Regions from separate parts of the Homo sapiens genome. Here regions 1, 2, 4 and 5 are each linked to region 3. The links are chromatin contacts, found by Hi-C or POLR2A ChIA-PET in ENCODE. All regions are on one chromosome and are shown on one strand. The core of a region is the stretch at or near the end of the contact, and the rest is flanking DNA. Distances in the headings are between cores, read along the strand shown. Region 1 has its middle 36 kb from the start of KDM7A-DT. Region 2 holds the start of KDM7A (lysine demethylase 7A). Region 3 holds the start of BRAF (B-Raf proto-oncogene, serine/threonine kinase). Region 4 holds the start of PARP12 (poly(ADP-ribose) polymerase family member 12). Region 5 holds the start of SLC37A3 (solute carrier family 37 member 3).

Region 1 (2,700 bases), core at 201-2,700, 710 kb after region 3:
GGCTTCTGCCCAGGTGGCCAACCACATGGCTGAAACCCTCCATTGACTTGGCAGCCAGTCCAGCCTACAGTTTCCTAGGGAACTGATGGCCAAGCAATCTGTAGCGCAACTTGGCATGGAGCCTGGGACATTTTATGAGGGCCAGATGGTTGGACTCTGTGCATTGTCAGTGTTGCAGGGTGGGCAGCTGAGGGTCTCAGAGGTAGGACTCAACACTAGGACAGGGAGTGTCTGAAGGCTGGAAACTCACATAGGTGAGAAGGACAAGAACGGAGAGTTGGAAGTCAGGAGAGCATAGAACCACAGCTTGGTGAGAGGTCCAGAGCCAGGTGTTGTTGGTTCTAAGAGTCAAGATAAGAAAGTGAGTTAAAAAGAGACTAGGAGTGACCACATAGTTAGAATCTGGGTCAAGACTATTATTCACGCCTTGAGAGCAGAAATCTGGTCTCTTTTTCTCTGCTGTCTCTGTGCTGCCGAAATCACTGCCTGGAAGAAAATAAGAGTCAGGTCAGACTGAGTCAGGAATCTCAAGGGGTTACTTGAAGGTCAGGGCTTGATCATGGAAGAATGAGCTCTTTCCACCCAAGGAGGTAGACATAGTTCCAATGAGAAAACTGACCATACATTTTTAAAGTTTATTTATTTATTTATTTGTTCATTTATTTATTTCTGAGACAGAGTCTTGCTCTGTTGCCCAGGCTGGAGTGCAGTGGCACAATCTTGGCTCACTGCAACCTCCGCCTCCCAGATTCACACTATTCTCCTGCCTCAGCCTCCCGAGTAGCTGGGACTACAGGCACCCACCAACATGCCCACAACATGCTAATTTTTGTATTTTTAGTAGAGACGGGGTTTCACCATATTGGTCAGGCTGGTCTTGAACTCCTGATCTCGTGATCCACCCGCCTTGGCTTCCCAAAGTGTTGGGATTACAGGCGTGAGCCACCGCGCCCAGCCTATTTATTTTTAAGACAGGGTCTCATTCTGTCACTCAGGCTGGAGTGCAATGGTATGATCATGGCTTACTGCAGCCTTGACCTCCTGGGCTTAGGTGATTCTCCTGCCTCAGCCTCCCAGTAGCTGGACCACAAGCGCATGCCACCATGTCCAGCTAATTTTTTGTAGAGATGGGGTTTTGCCATGTTGCCCAGGCTGGTCTCAAACTCCTGGGCTCAAGAGATCCACCTGCCTTGGCCTCCCAAAGTGTTGGTATTACAGGCGTAAGCCTGGGATTACAGATTGTGCCCGGCCTTTTTAGTTTACTTGCTAGGATTAATACCTAAGTGGAACATTGATGGTAGAACAAAACAAAACACAAGGAAAAAACATTGAAATAATCCTGGTACTAGGGATAAGGTAATCTTTGCTAAGGGCTAGATTCCCCAGCACCTTGGACACCCTAGCCCAGGTGTGAGAAGGCGGGGCAGCTTGTTGGGTGTGTTCCATTGCTAAACTGACCTGGAGCAGGGAGGAGGCTTCAGGGTGGGAAGCCGAGGGACCGGAAATGAACCTCTAGAACTGACTTGCCCTGAGAAGGCAAGAAGTGACAGAAACAAAACCTAATCAACAGATATTTTCTGTCTCGATCTTACTCAGCAGATACTTAGATTGAAGTAGTTCAGAGCATGCACACGGGCAGGCTGAGTTATGTAGCAGGGAGGGGAAACCATTTGTCATACGTAGTTGTAGATGAGTGCAAAATGCTCCATGGGTTGGATTTTTTCCTGGTGGCAGCTAGAACTAGGATGTAGGCACACCTGGGCAGTGATTGGAGGGGCTGTCGGACAAGGAGAAAGTCCTGGACTGCTCATAGTCCGCAACCTGGACTAGAAGTTCAGGCAGTAAACTCCAGCCACCAGCAACAGGAGCTCTGGGCTCTGAGGCTCCTGGTGGCTTTAGGCAGGAAGCCTGTTACACATGGGGCCTGGGGCCAGCCCTGTGTCTATGTTTAGGGAGCAGGGAGAGGACTAGGGTGGAGGCAGGCATGTGAAGGCAAGGGAATGGCCACGGAGGTGGCTCAGGCGTGTCATTTCCTCTAGTCTCATCAATGACTCTACATGATCCAAGGCTTCCCATCATCATCATCATCACCATCATCATCACCATCATCCAAGTGCCATGTATGAATCACTTCCTATTTGTTCAATTACCTCACTCACAAAACTCTGTAAGTCAGGAATTATTATTATTCCCAGAAGGGGAAACTGAAGCTCAGTGAGGTTAAGCGACTTGCCAAAGGTCATACACCTAAGAAGTGGTAGAGCCACACTCTGGATCGAGGACTAATGGATCCCAAACTCTAGTAGCAGCTTAGAGGGTTAGGAGCACAGACTGTGGAAACAGACGCGCTACTTGCATGGCTGTGGACAACTCTGTGACTCAGTTTTCTCACCTGTGAAATGGGGATGATGGTGATAAGAGAGCTACCTTATAGGGCAGTACTGAGGATCAAGTGAGCAACTGTAAAATATAACTCCAGGAGGAGGGTTGCTTAATTTAGCAAATCAAATACAGGATGCCCAGGTAAATCTGAATTTCAGTTAAACAATGGATAATATTTGAATTTATTTATTTATTTATTTATTTTTGAGATGGAGTTTTGCTCTGTCACCCAGGCTGGAGTGCAGTGGTGCGATCTCAGCTCACTGCAACCTCTGCCCACTGGGTTCAAGCAATTCTCCTGCCTCAGCCTCCCTAGTA
Region 2 (2,750 bases), core at 43-2,542, 750 kb after region 3:
AAGGAAGGAAGGAAGGAAGGAAGGAAGGAAGGAAGGAAAGAAAGGAAAGAAAGAAAGAAATGGAGAATTAGATCAGCGACTCTTTGCCTGGGGGTGGGTGACAGAACAACACTTCTTCCTCCCCTAACAAAAATTACCTATGGAGCTGTGAGGGCTTTCCCCACTGATAGAAATGCCAGCAGAAATTCAGCTACAAATACTCAATCCAATAATCCTTAACATCACTTCCAATCCACAGTTATGATTCCAACGCAATCTTTTCTATACAGTATTTGTCAGCTGTTTTTATTCTTCAGTTTATCATCTTATATTTGGCTCTCAATTTCACCCATAAATTATTGATGGCTTATTATACGCCAAGTACCCTGCGCTCCGCTTTTTGTGGTATCCCTCTTCGGAGCGAGAAGTCACTTAGAATTTTACCCCATCTTCCCCACTTGGGAATCGGAAGGGTTCATAGCTAAGTTTTGTTATTTATAAGCACGCCGGCTCTTCTCTATCCCTCTCTCCACCAACCCCATTTCAAGGTTGGTCCCTCCCAGCGGACGACAGTGATGAATTCCTCTTGGGGACAGCCCTCCCGCAACTAACGGTGGCTCCATCGACGCTCTGGTCTCCTTGCTGCTCGCTGGGAATTCGGGTGGGACGTTTTCCAAAGTTTGGATTCCACGGCACATTCCTCCCTCGGAAAGGCACAACCGGCTCGGCGTGTCAGCTCAGCTGGACTCACGCCGGTGCGGGGCCGCAGCTCCGGTTCTCGCTGGGCGGCTGCGGAGGGCTGGGCGATTCTCTCAGCGTCGCGAGGCGACCCGGGCAGCAGCAAACTTCTCCGCTTCCCCTCTTCGGGACGCGGCACCTCTTCTGCCCTTGAGCACTCCGCAGGAACTTCCCCCGGCCTCGGCTCTCGCTCCGAAATAACCGAGCCAGCTCCTCGCACGCTCCCGCCGTCCTCCTCCGGCTGCGGCCGCGCGCCCGCCGCCACCGCCACCACCGCGCGTGTCCTCACGGGGCCTCAGCTCCCTCCGCCCCCGCAGCCGCCTGCGTGCCCTTCAACAGCTCCCTCCGCCCGGCCGTCGCGGAGAGGAGCGGGGAGCGCGCGCCGGCGCCAGAGACGTGCGCGAGACGCACGGCCCCGCGCCGAGCGCCGGAAGCAGCCGAGTCTGGGCCTCGCGCGTCGCGCGCGCCTCCTCCCCCTCCGCCAGCCGCCGCGGCCTCGCGCGCGCGCACTGAGGCGCCGCCGCCGCCGCGGCTGCTGCAGGAGGCGGCGCTGGCTGGCGGCTGCGCTCGCTCCAGTCGGCGAGCGGAGTAGCGAGCGAGCGTGTGTGTGTTTTTTAAAGATGGCCGGAGCGGCGGCGGCGGTGGCCGCGGGAGCAGCAGCTGGAGCCGCCGCGGCAGCCGTGTCGGTGGCGGCTCCCGGCCGGGCCTCGGCGCCTCCGCCGCCCCCGCCCGTGTACTGTGTGTGCCGGCAGCCGTACGACGTGAACCGCTTCATGATCGAGTGCGATATCTGCAAGGACTGGTTCCACGGCAGGTAAATAAACCCCCTCCAGCCCCGCAGCCGCCACCGCCGGCCACCGACCAACCGCCGCCGCCGCCGGCCGCCCGCGCCTCCCTCGGGCCGGGCCGCCGCGCCGCGCCCAGCTTTCAGGGGGCCCCGGTGCCTAGCCCCCCGGCCGGGCAGTGGGGCGCGCGGTGCCCCGGGTTCGCCGGGCGGGCTCCAGAGGGGAGCCGGTGGGCTCGCCTGGCCCGGGCGAAGAGTCGCCACAACAAACACGAACAAAGAGGGCCGGCGGATAAGTTGGCAGGGGGAGCCTGGGGCGAGGGGACGCGGCCGGGCGGGCGCGGCGGGGGCGTCGGGCGGAGCGCCGGCCGGGTCCGCAGCCCCTCGCCAGCCCGGGCCGCCGCCGCCCCGCCCCGCCCCGCCGCGCCCGGGGCTCCGGCCGGAGTCGCCGGCCGCCCCGCCGCTCTGCCCGGCCGGCCGACGCGCCTGCCTTCCTTCCGGGCGGCGATGGGGTCGCCCCGGCCCCGCGTCTCCTCCGCGCCGCGGGTCCCTGTCGCGCCCCCTTCCCCGTCTTTATCAAACTTCCTGGGCCAGTGGGACGGGGGCAGCGGCGGGCCGGAGAGGCGACCGCGCCAGCCAGCTCGGCGGGGCTCCGCGGAGTAAACAGAGCAACAGATGAGGCACTCGCTCTCGGGGACTTGAAAGGTGCCGGGGAAGTTGGGGCCGGGCCCCCGGCGGGCGGCAGGTTGACCCGGGTCGCGGTCCTGGGCCCCCGCACACACCCGGGTCGCCGGGACTGGGGCAGATGGAGTGGGTTGCGGCGGCCCGAAGGGAACGCTTCTCCGGACCCCCTGCGTTGCCCTCGCGCCGCGGCTTAAACTTTACAAAGAGTGCAGTTGCCATCGCTCGAAGCTGGCGACACCGGGACCGCCTGCGGCTGTGCCCGGGCGCCGGTGCCGGCGAACTTGAGTCGGCCGGGCGGACGCTGCGGGGCCGGCTGGCGGCGGCGGCGGACGCTGCCCTCTGATTCAGCCGCCGCCGCGCTCCGGGTTTGACGTTTGAGAGCTCGGGCCGCCTCCGCAGCCAGGCCGCCGACTCGTGTGTTTTGTAATCAAAGTGTGAGGCTAATAAAGGGCGGCGCCACAGCCTCTTGACTCCGGCGTGGGAGGGATTCACAGGCATTTAAACAAAGAAACTAGTTGGGGTTGGGCTCCCAAAGTCCTTATTTGGGTGTTGTGGCAAAGCCTGC
Region 3 (2,727 bases), core at 99-2,598:
CAAACTCCTGGCCTCAGGTGATCCATCCGCCTCAGACTCCCAAAGTGTTGGGATTACAGGCGTGAGCCACTGCGCCCGGCCTACAATGTTCATCTTATAGGTTATATTTTTTCAATGCAGAAGAATGTTAGTATTCTCATTCATCAAGCAGCCTCACACAGCATCCTTTACCTGAGAGTAAGCATCAGCTCCCAGGCTTACGGTGACCCTAATCAATATGAAGACACCCTGTTTCAGAAGTCAGTAGGACACCTTTCTATTTCTTGAATCATCCAAAATACAGTAAGGAGGTCGCTGGTGACTTCCCCCATGATGGGAAGTACTAAAAGGCAGAATCCACTTAGTTTTTCATGACTTCATGTTTAGGTTACTTTGGTGATTCACTCCAGGCCATTGGGAGCCCACAGTAATTGTTTCTCATTCCCGTTTCTCTCTTCCTTAAACTTTTCTTTTCCAATTATTTATTCTTTATTAGATCCATGTATTTTTAATAATGAATTGAATTTCATTCTGTAATTGGGCTTCTCAAAGATAATTGACCTCTTCTCTCCCAATTGTTTTCATGCGTATTTTGCAGAGAATGCTTGGAATATTCTGTTCATGAAAGGCACAAAGTACATAAAATATTTTGAGTGATTTTCTTCAAAATAAAAATGATTAGTTTTGATGCTTCAGATGTCTAGAATGCTATGTGCCTTGTACAGGCCCTACGGCATGGAAAGTGCTCAACTGATATTTGTTAAATGAATGAATCTGGAAAACGAAAAATACACGAAATATTTTATTCCTCAACAATGAAGAAAAAGCTTTCAGACTTCCATTTAGACTCGTTTTAACTGGCTGAATTCTTCAATGAAAAGAAAACACGCGTCGCACTGCTAATTTAGCTGTTCCTAAATATATTTCCATCAAATTCTGCTTGGCTGTTTCAACCTTGGGGTTGAAGTTCTTATTTTGATGACACAGAGACGTTCATTGCAGTGGAAATAGCAAGTAGTATTGGCTTCCCCGCCTTCCTCCCTCTAGGATTTCAACTTCTCCTCCTCGAACACCAGCCCTGCTCTTCTAGTAAATCCCACATTACAGAACAGGCTGAGGACGGAGGAGACAAGAGGAAAGTAGGAAACCGGAGCCATGGAAACGGCGGAGCGGAGGCAAAGTGTGAGAGCGCGGGTGGTTAGAAGGGAAAAAACCCTCCCCGGACGACGGCGCGAAGGCGCGCCTCAGATTACGTCACGCACCGGGGTGACGTCACGACCGTGACACGCGGGTGACGCCGTTGCCGCGGCGACTTCTCGTCGTCTCCGCCCCCTTCCCCCGCTCCCCCCCGCACCCCCGCCTAGCGTCCTTCCCCCAATCCCCTCAGGCTCGGCTGCGCCCGGGGCCGCGGGCCGGTACCTGAGGTGGCCCAGGCGCCCTCCGCCCGCGGCGCCGCCCGGGCCGCTCCTCCCCGCGCCCCCCGCGCCCCCCGCTCCTCCGCCTCCGCCTCCGCCTCCGCCTCCCCCAGCTCTCCGCCTCCCTTCCCCCTCCCCGCCCGACAGCGGCCGCTCGGGCCCCGGCTCTCGGTTATAAGATGGCGGCGCTGAGCGGTGGCGGTGGTGGCGGCGCGGAGCCGGGCCAGGCTCTGTTCAACGGGGACATGGAGCCCGAGGCCGGCGCCGGCGCCGGCGCCGCGGCCTCTTCGGCTGCGGACCCTGCCATTCCGGAGGAGGTGAGTGCTGGCGCCACCCTGCCGCCCTCCCGACTCCGGGCTCGGCGGCTGGCTGGTGTTTATTTTGGAAAGAGGCGGCGGTGGGGGCTTGATGCCCTCAGCCACCTTCTCGGGCCAGCTCCGCGGGCTGGGAGGTGGGCATCGCCCCCGTGTCCCTCTCCGTCATGCAGCGCCTTCCTACGTAAACACACACAATGGCCCGGGGGGTTTCCCTGGCCCCCACCCCAGATGTGGGGATTGGGGCAGCGGTGGTTGAGCGGGAGGCTATCAATAGGGGGCGAAACTCAGGGTTGGTCCGAGAAGGTCACGATTGGCTGAAGTATCCAGCTCTGCATCTCTGTGGGGTGGGGGCGGCGGCGGCCTCGACGTGGAGGATATAGGTTAGTTGCTGGGGCTGAGACAACAGCCCGAGTTACTGTCGCGTGTAATTCTTACATGGTCGTGGGGATGATGGGGCTCATCATTTCCTCTCTCCTCTCCCGGACTGCCCCCCTTCTCAGTCCGCTGCCCTTTTTCACTTTTCTATTTGGGGATTTCTCTTCACCTGTTTTACCCAGCAAATTATTTTGATTTAGTCTTTACTTTTTCAATCCTAAATCGCAGTTTCCGATGCCTTTTCTGGTCTCTGGTCCTCTGTTCCTAATGTTTGTCAGCGCTCTGTCGCTGATTGGTAACCCCCATTCTATTCCCATCTACCGCCCGCTCATTTTCCAGTTGTCGGACCTGCCTGCCTTCTAACCCCAGCTCCCACTTAAGAGCATTTTTGCACTTCTCTTACCCTGGTCCTCTTGAGGCTCTGTACTTGATCTCACCACTCCCTAACATTGTTGTCTGTTGTTATCTTCACAAATCCTCCTGGACACTTTGGAGCTACTTGTTTTCTGAGCCCAGAAGCTGTCAAGATTCCATCAGGTTTCACTTGGCTCTTTTCGCGCTTGCACTACTGGCACTTTTTGGCTAGTCGTCCATTGTGCATTCACACCTCTTTATTCCTACCCATTTTTATAGGTCTGATT
Region 4 (2,868 bases), core at 23-2,522, 860 kb after region 3:
ATACCGTAAGTACTCTCCCCCCACAATCCTTCTGCCTCTCATCTTCCCTTTTCCATTTTCCTAATACCTCCTACTGCCTCCTCTCAACTACCCTTGTGTGTTTCTTCATCTTTCTCCGTGCTTATTCAAAAATATCCTGCCACACACACACACACAGGCTTCTCTTTTTGTTATTCAGACATTTAAAAAAATTAATTCTTGATCATTCAACTTGATTATTTAGACATTTCTGTACAGCCATCTTTTCTCGTTTACCACCACATCATGGCTGTCTGCCCCTCTACATCCGCACACGGAGCTCTAACGCATGCTTGTTAAACAGCCTTCGTAATAGTCTTTAAAGATCAACCACACTGTTCCCACGTAACCCTACCTCCCAGGTAGGGTTCCCCCAGTAACACTTTCACACATAACTTATTTACTGTTCCTTTTACTTCTGGAAGATTCCGAGAGGAAAGATTGCTGGGTCAAAGGTCACACGCGTTTTCAATTTTAATAGCTATTCCTGGATTACCTCCTCAAAGGGCTCTAACAACTCGCATTGCTCTCAGCGTGTGAGAGGGTCCTTTGCTCTGAAGGGTCTTCTAAAATATTTGTTCAATCGTTACTTAGCAGGGGCTGGGAGTAACGGATTTTATTTTATTTTATTTTATTTTTTGAGACGGAGTCTCGCTCTGTCGCCCAGGCTGGAGTGCAGTCGCGCAATCTCGGCTCACGGATTTGCTCTTTTAAAGGACATACCCTTTTATGTTTAAATGAAGGAACTCATTGATGCACCGAGGCGAAAGGAACCTTTAATTAAGTGCGTCTTCTATGCGGAGTGATCGCTTTTGTCACTTGTTCGAGGGGTGAGAGCTCCCGTCAGTTGTCCCTGTTTCTGTGAGCCGTCTACGAAGCCCGGGCTTGGCCTGGGCGACGCTGAGCGGCTTTAACCGGCGGCGTCCAGCCGGCTCCGCCAGCGCTGCCGCCGCCCTCGAGGCTCCCTCTGACTGAAGGCGCGCTGAGCATCGCGGCATTAGGGGCTCCTGGTCCCTCAAACATCCAGGGAAGCCATTTTCAGGGACTAGGTACTGACCCCCGCGAGCCGCCACAGCCACAGCCCGCGCTCCGGGCCGAACGCCCGAGCTCAAGAGCTCCCGAGCTTCCGTCGGGCGGCGGCCTCACAGCTGGGGGCCCTGAGGCGGAAGGCGCAGCCGCTCAGCTGCGGACCGGGGGCGTGGCGAGGGCGCACAGGTTCTGTTTTTCGCCGGCCCGGGGCCGCTTTCGGTTTCGTTTCCCGCCGGCGTCTCCACCCTGCGAGAGCCGCCCGCCAGCCAGCGTCCGCCGCCGTCCGCGTCGCGCCACCCGCGGTCCGACGGGAGCAGGCCCAGCGGCCATGGCCCAGGCCGGCGTCGTCGGTGAGGTCACCCAGGTGCTGTGCGCGGCCGGGGGCGCCCTGGAGTTGCCCGAGCTGCGGCGCCGCTTGCGGATGGGCTTGAGCGCCGACGCGCTGGAGCGGCTGCTGCGGCAGCGTGGGCGCTTCGTGGTGGCGGTGCGGGCGGGCGGCGCAGCCGCGGCCCCGGAGCGCGTGGTGCTGGCCGCCTCGCCGCTGCGCCTGTGTCGCGCGCACCAGGGCTCCAAGCCGGGCTGCGTGGGGCTCTGCGCGCAGCTCCACCTCTGCAGGTTCATGGTCTACGGCGCCTGCAAGTTCCTGAGAGCCGGGTAAGGCGCCGCGCCGGGAGCGACGGCGGGCGGAGGTCCTGCGCGCCCTCACGCACTTCCAGCCCGCTTGGGGGTCCTACTTGAAGTTTGAGCAGACAATTCGGTGGCTCTGCCCTGACCTCGCACCGTCATTCACTAAAGCGAGCGTTTAATGAGCACCTGCGGAGTACCTGGCACAGTGCGAGGGACTCAGGGTCGAGTGGGGTCCTCTAGACGCCTGGGGGGAGAGAGTGATTTACATAGAGCATGGTAGTGCCGGGTGGAACACCCGGGTGTGGCCGTGTGGGGTGGGGAGGGAGGGAGGCGGCGGCTTAGGGGAACTCCACGACGCCGCGGGTCGCCCCTTGCCAGCTTTGAGGCCAGACAATGAAGGTTTTCTCTGCCCAGCAGCTGGTAGAGATCTTTAAACCCAGTTCAACCCTATTAATCTGCTTACAAACTGGAAAATGCAGACTCCCTGCCATCGCCCACAAGGTCCTGGGGCACTGGTCCCTGCCCACCCAGGACCCTTCTGTGACTGGAACACCCCCCCCCCCCCGGGCATTTCTGGGAGCCTGGGCATTTCTGGGAGTCTTTGCTCTGCCTGGAATGCCCTTCTTGCTCTTGGTTGGCCCTATTTGTTAATCCTTCAGGCCTCAACCTAAAGATCACATCCCATTTGAGGATTTTTCCTCCCCTTACTCTTGGTCACAGGGAACTGTTTATTTTCCTCATGGCACCCAGCTGCCAGTAGAATAGAAACTCCCTGAGGGCAGAGGCTCCAGCTGTCTCCCCAGCACTTAGCGTCCATGTTCTGTGCATAGCATGTGGCCAGTGGGATGTGTGGAAGGGATTGCTGAGGTTTATGCTAAAGAATTTGGGCCTCACCCTGGAGGTGATGGGGCGGGTAAAATGGCAGGAGAGAGCAACCATCAGGTTTGCGTTTTAGGAAGTCTAAGGTAGTGGTGTGGGTGCCAATTTAAGGGAGGATGTTGTGGGGGAACCACTGGGAAGCTAGTCATCAAGGAGAATTCCTTCCTCCCCTGCTCCCTCCTTTCTTGCTTGCTCCCTGTTTTGTGTGTGTGTGTGTATGTTTGTCTTAATAGAGTAGATATTTCTTGCTCATGTCAGGCCCAGTAGTGAGCATGGGGTGGGGGCCTTGATCCATACAGTCATTCAGGGATGCAG
Region 5 (2,825 bases), core at 326-2,825, 530 kb after region 3:
ATGTACACAAATCTTTATAACGGCGAAATGAGCCTCTTGCCAGTATCACAACTCAGAAATGTATCCTCAAGGACTTGGGGGTCATCTTTTTGAAATTCAGACGTGAGTTAGTGCCTGTATCTTCCAGTTCCTACATGAGGGTAAGAGACTAAATTAGTGGGTATGGGCGCCTTGCTCCAATTTGTAAAACTACCTCCTGCTATAAAGATATGCGAACTTTGGCCGGCTGCGGTGGCTCACACCTGTAATGCTAGAACTTTGGGAGGCCAAGGAGGGCAGATCACGAGGTCAGGAGATCGAGACCATCCTGGCTAACACGGTGAAACCCCGTCTCTACTAAAAATACAAAAAAATTAGCCAGGCGTGGTGGCGGGCGCCTGTAGTCCCAGCTATTCGGGAGGCTGAGGCAGGAGAATCCCTTGAACCCGGGAGGCGGAGCTTGCAGTGAGCTGAGATCACGCCACTGCACTCCAGCCTGGGTAACAGAGCAAGACTCCGTCTCAAAAACAAAAAACAAACAAACAAAAAGATATGCGAAGTTTAAAAAACGAACAACAACAACAAAAAGTTATGCGAAGTTTGTTTTGCTTCTGGATAAAGCCAACATGAGTGGTCTCCCCAATTACTACTATTAAGTAAGGAGGAACTATGTTTGACAAAAGGTGTTGTCAAGTTCTGTTATTTGAAGACTAGTGATTGTTTATCTTGAGAACAGGTATGTAATGGTTGTTGTGGAGATTTTCTGGATTAAGAGAAGTTTTTTTTCTTTAAAATTCGAACAAGTGTCTGTATTTTTTCCCTTTATTTAAGAAACGGTGGCGGCGGTGGTGGTGGTGGATGGGGGGCGGCTCTCACTACCTTGCCCAGGCTGGTCTCAAACTCTTGTTCTCAAATGATGCTCCTACTTCGGCCTCCCAAAGTGTTAGGATTACAGGTGTGAGACACTTGTGTTGGATTTTTTTTTTTTGGAGGCAGGGTCTCGTTCTGTTGCCCAGGCTGGTGCAGTGGAGCAATCACAGCTGCCAGCCTCAAACTTTTGGGCTCAAGCGATCCTCGCACCTCGGTCGCCCCAGTAGCAGGGACCACAGGCACATGCCACTACTCCTGGCTAATTTTAACATTTTTTGTAGAGATGGGGTCTGGCTATGTTGCTAAGGCTGGTCTTGAACTACTGGGTTCAAGTGATCCTCCCTTCTCGACCTCCTAAAGTGTTGGATTACAGGCGTGAGCCCACTGTGCCCGGCCTGCATTTAATTAGACACCTAAAATTTAGGCCGGTCAGTAGCACACTTAGCAGCACGTTACTTTTTATAAAAACAAAGACCGAATACCGCTTTTTTGAAAAAAAAAAAAAAAAAAAAAAAAAAAGGATGCACCAGTTCTCCCCATATCATTTCTTCTCTCTACCTCTCGTCTTTTGCAGCTAACATTACTGGCCAGGTCCGCAGCAGCAGAGTTCTGTGGGCTCCCAGCCTCCGCCCTCCTCGCCCTCCTCCGCGCCGGCAGGTGAGGCCGCGTGGCGGGACTACAACTCCCAGCGTGCCCCGCGACGGGAGGGTCACGTGGGCGTCCGGAAACCCTGGTCGCACCGCCAGGGGTGAGCTGGCGGCGGGGGAGGCGGGCAGCGGAGCCAAGCTGACCCGGCGAGCGGAGCCGGGGCTGGAGAGCGGCGACCACTGCGGATCTCGGGTGCGCAAGCGGTGATGCGTGGGGCCGAAGACCTGCTGGGGCGGGGGCGGGTCCAATCCGAGGGGCTTCCCGGGTCGGGAGGGCGGTGGGGAGATGTAGGTGGCGGCCCCCCTTGGGTGGGGCGCCCAGGCAGGGTCGGCCGCTCGCCCCCTCCTTCTCCTCCCTGGGCCCGGGCCTGGGGTCCCGGCCGTCACGGGGAGGCTGCGATGGGGTGGATGGGGAGGAGAAGGACCCCCGGGGGACCCTGCGGCCCGGCCCCGATCCATGCGGCAGAGGCTTTTGTGCTCCTCGCCCGCCTGTCCTCCGGCCGTGGGTCTGGGAGATTCTGACTTGATCAGAAAAGGGCTTGTCGTTCGGACCAGGGGAGAGGGGATGCTTTTCAGGTAGGTGGGGAAGGAAGCTCTTTGGAAAGGATGTATAGAGGTCAGAGAAGAAGCGTGGTCTCAGTGAGTGACTGGTTTTGTTTTCTGGTAACTAGCATGAACTCAGTCAAGGAATTTGGTCAAATTATTCGTCATTCCCTCCTTATTCTTCGCAGGGTGTGTTCTGTTTATTCTCAGTTTTGACAGGAGATAATGGGAATGTGTCCCCGGAGTTTTTAGTGTTTTTTTGAAATGTAAGATGGTAGGCTATCTCGTGGTAACTCTTACTGAAAAGTTTATAGTTTATAGGGAGGAGTGGTTCCTGGGGTGAGCAAAATCATTCAGTTGTTATCTTTTTGTCCACCGGTTTATTTCTACCTTTACACAAATTTATACATACATAAATATATATAACAGTTGTTGAAGGGAATGTCTTCAGTGCTTTGGTGCTTAAATGATTTCTTTTCAGTTTGTTTGATGTTTCTTGGATACTAGGCTCTATACTAAGAACTCCATATAAATTATCTCATTTAATTAATACATGAGGAAATTGAGCTTCGGGTTGGGCGCGGTGTCTCATGCCTGTAATCCCAGCACTTTGGGAGGCCGAGGCCTGTGGATTCCTTGAGGTCAGGAGTTCAAGACCAGCCTGGCCAACATGGTGAAACCCCGTCTCTACTAAAAATACAAAGATTAGCTGGGCGTCGTGGCGCATGCCTGTAATCCCAGCTACTCGGGAGGCTGAGGCAGGAGAATCGCTTGAACCTGGGAGGC

What was found. Hi-C counts contacts between places; a loop is a spot of excess contacts on that map. ChIA-PET counts read pairs that join two places held with the same protein, here RNA polymerase II (POLR2A). Pooled maps may share reads with other maps.
Region 1: a loop to region 3 is called in a pooled map, with 7 times the contacts of the local background. The contact joins the enhancer-like site here to the promoter of BRAF in region 3. A Hi-C loop is called at or near these places in 1 of 37 single-sample maps with no recorded cell type and 6 of 50 pooled maps. POLR2A ChIA-PET finds 5 or more read pairs at or near these places in 1 of 52 experiments (activated T-cell).
Region 2: a loop to region 3 is called in a map of ascending aorta, with 7 times the contacts of the local background. The contact joins the promoter of KDM7A here to the promoter of BRAF in region 3. A Hi-C loop is called at or near these places in 3 of 168 maps with a recorded cell type or tissue (CD8-positive, alpha-beta T cell, ascending aorta and gastrocnemius medialis) and 15 of 50 pooled maps.
Region 4: a loop to region 3 is called in a map of B cell, with 26 times the contacts of the local background. The contact joins the promoter of PARP12 here to the promoter of BRAF in region 3. A Hi-C loop is called at or near these places in 3 of 168 maps with a recorded cell type or tissue (B cell, CD14-positive monocyte and naive thymus-derived CD4-positive, alpha-beta T cell) and 12 of 50 pooled maps.
Region 5: a map of B cell shows a loop between it and region 3 (4-fold over the local background). The contact joins the promoter of SLC37A3 here to the promoter of BRAF in region 3. A Hi-C loop is called at or near these places in 4 of 168 maps with a recorded cell type or tissue (B cell, CD4-positive, alpha-beta T cell, ascending aorta and 1 more), 1 of 37 single-sample maps with no recorded cell type and 15 of 50 pooled maps. POLR2A ChIA-PET finds 5 or more read pairs at or near these places in 2 of 52 experiments (OCI-LY7 and WTC11).

What each region holds. Positions count from the first base shown.
Region 1 is chr7:140,211,566-140,214,265 of GRCh38, reverse strand. No RefSeq gene overlaps it. Among named protein-coding and RNA genes, the nearest start is that of KDM7A-DT, 36 kb to the right of the region's middle. RefSeq lists enhancers at 1,654-1,723, 1-2,700. Within about 2 kb of position 1,450, at least 3 of the 41 ENCODE cell types and tissues checked have a DNase peak (open chromatin) inside an H3K27ac peak, as active enhancers do.
Region 2 is chr7:140,175,525-140,178,274 of GRCh38, reverse strand. KDM7A (lysine demethylase 7A) reads left to right here and starts at 1,292. Exons shown (of 20, transcript NM_030647.2): 1 at 1,292-1,531. The coding sequence starts at 1,338. KDM7A-DT (KDM7A divergent transcript) reads right to left here and starts at 1,014. Exons shown (of 1, transcript NR_024451.1): 1 at 1-1,014. RefSeq lists silencers at 884-1,313, 1,354-1,453, 2,094-2,273, 2,284-2,563 and an enhancer at 736-1,659.
Region 3 is chr7:140,923,550-140,926,276 of GRCh38, reverse strand. BRAF (B-Raf proto-oncogene, serine/threonine kinase) reads left to right here and starts at 1,348. Exons shown (of 18, transcript NM_004333.6): 1 at 1,348-1,711. The coding sequence starts at 1,574. LOC105375536 (a long non-coding RNA gene) reads right to left here and starts at 1,185. Exons shown (of 5, transcript XR_002956518.2): 1 at 1-1,185. RefSeq lists a silencer at 1,456-1,525.
Region 4 is chr7:140,061,355-140,064,222 of GRCh38, reverse strand. It overlaps PARP12 (poly(ADP-ribose) polymerase family member 12), which reads left to right and starts at 1,272. Exons shown (of 12, transcript NM_022750.4): 1 at 1,272-1,701. The coding sequence starts at 1,376. RefSeq lists an enhancer at 1,125-1,334 and a silencer at 1,345-1,664.
Region 5 is chr7:140,397,280-140,400,104 of GRCh38, reverse strand. It overlaps SLC37A3 (solute carrier family 37 member 3), which reads left to right and starts at 1,575. Exons shown (of 15, transcript NM_207113.3): 1 at 1,575-1,689. RefSeq lists silencers at 1,428-1,657, 1,768-2,037.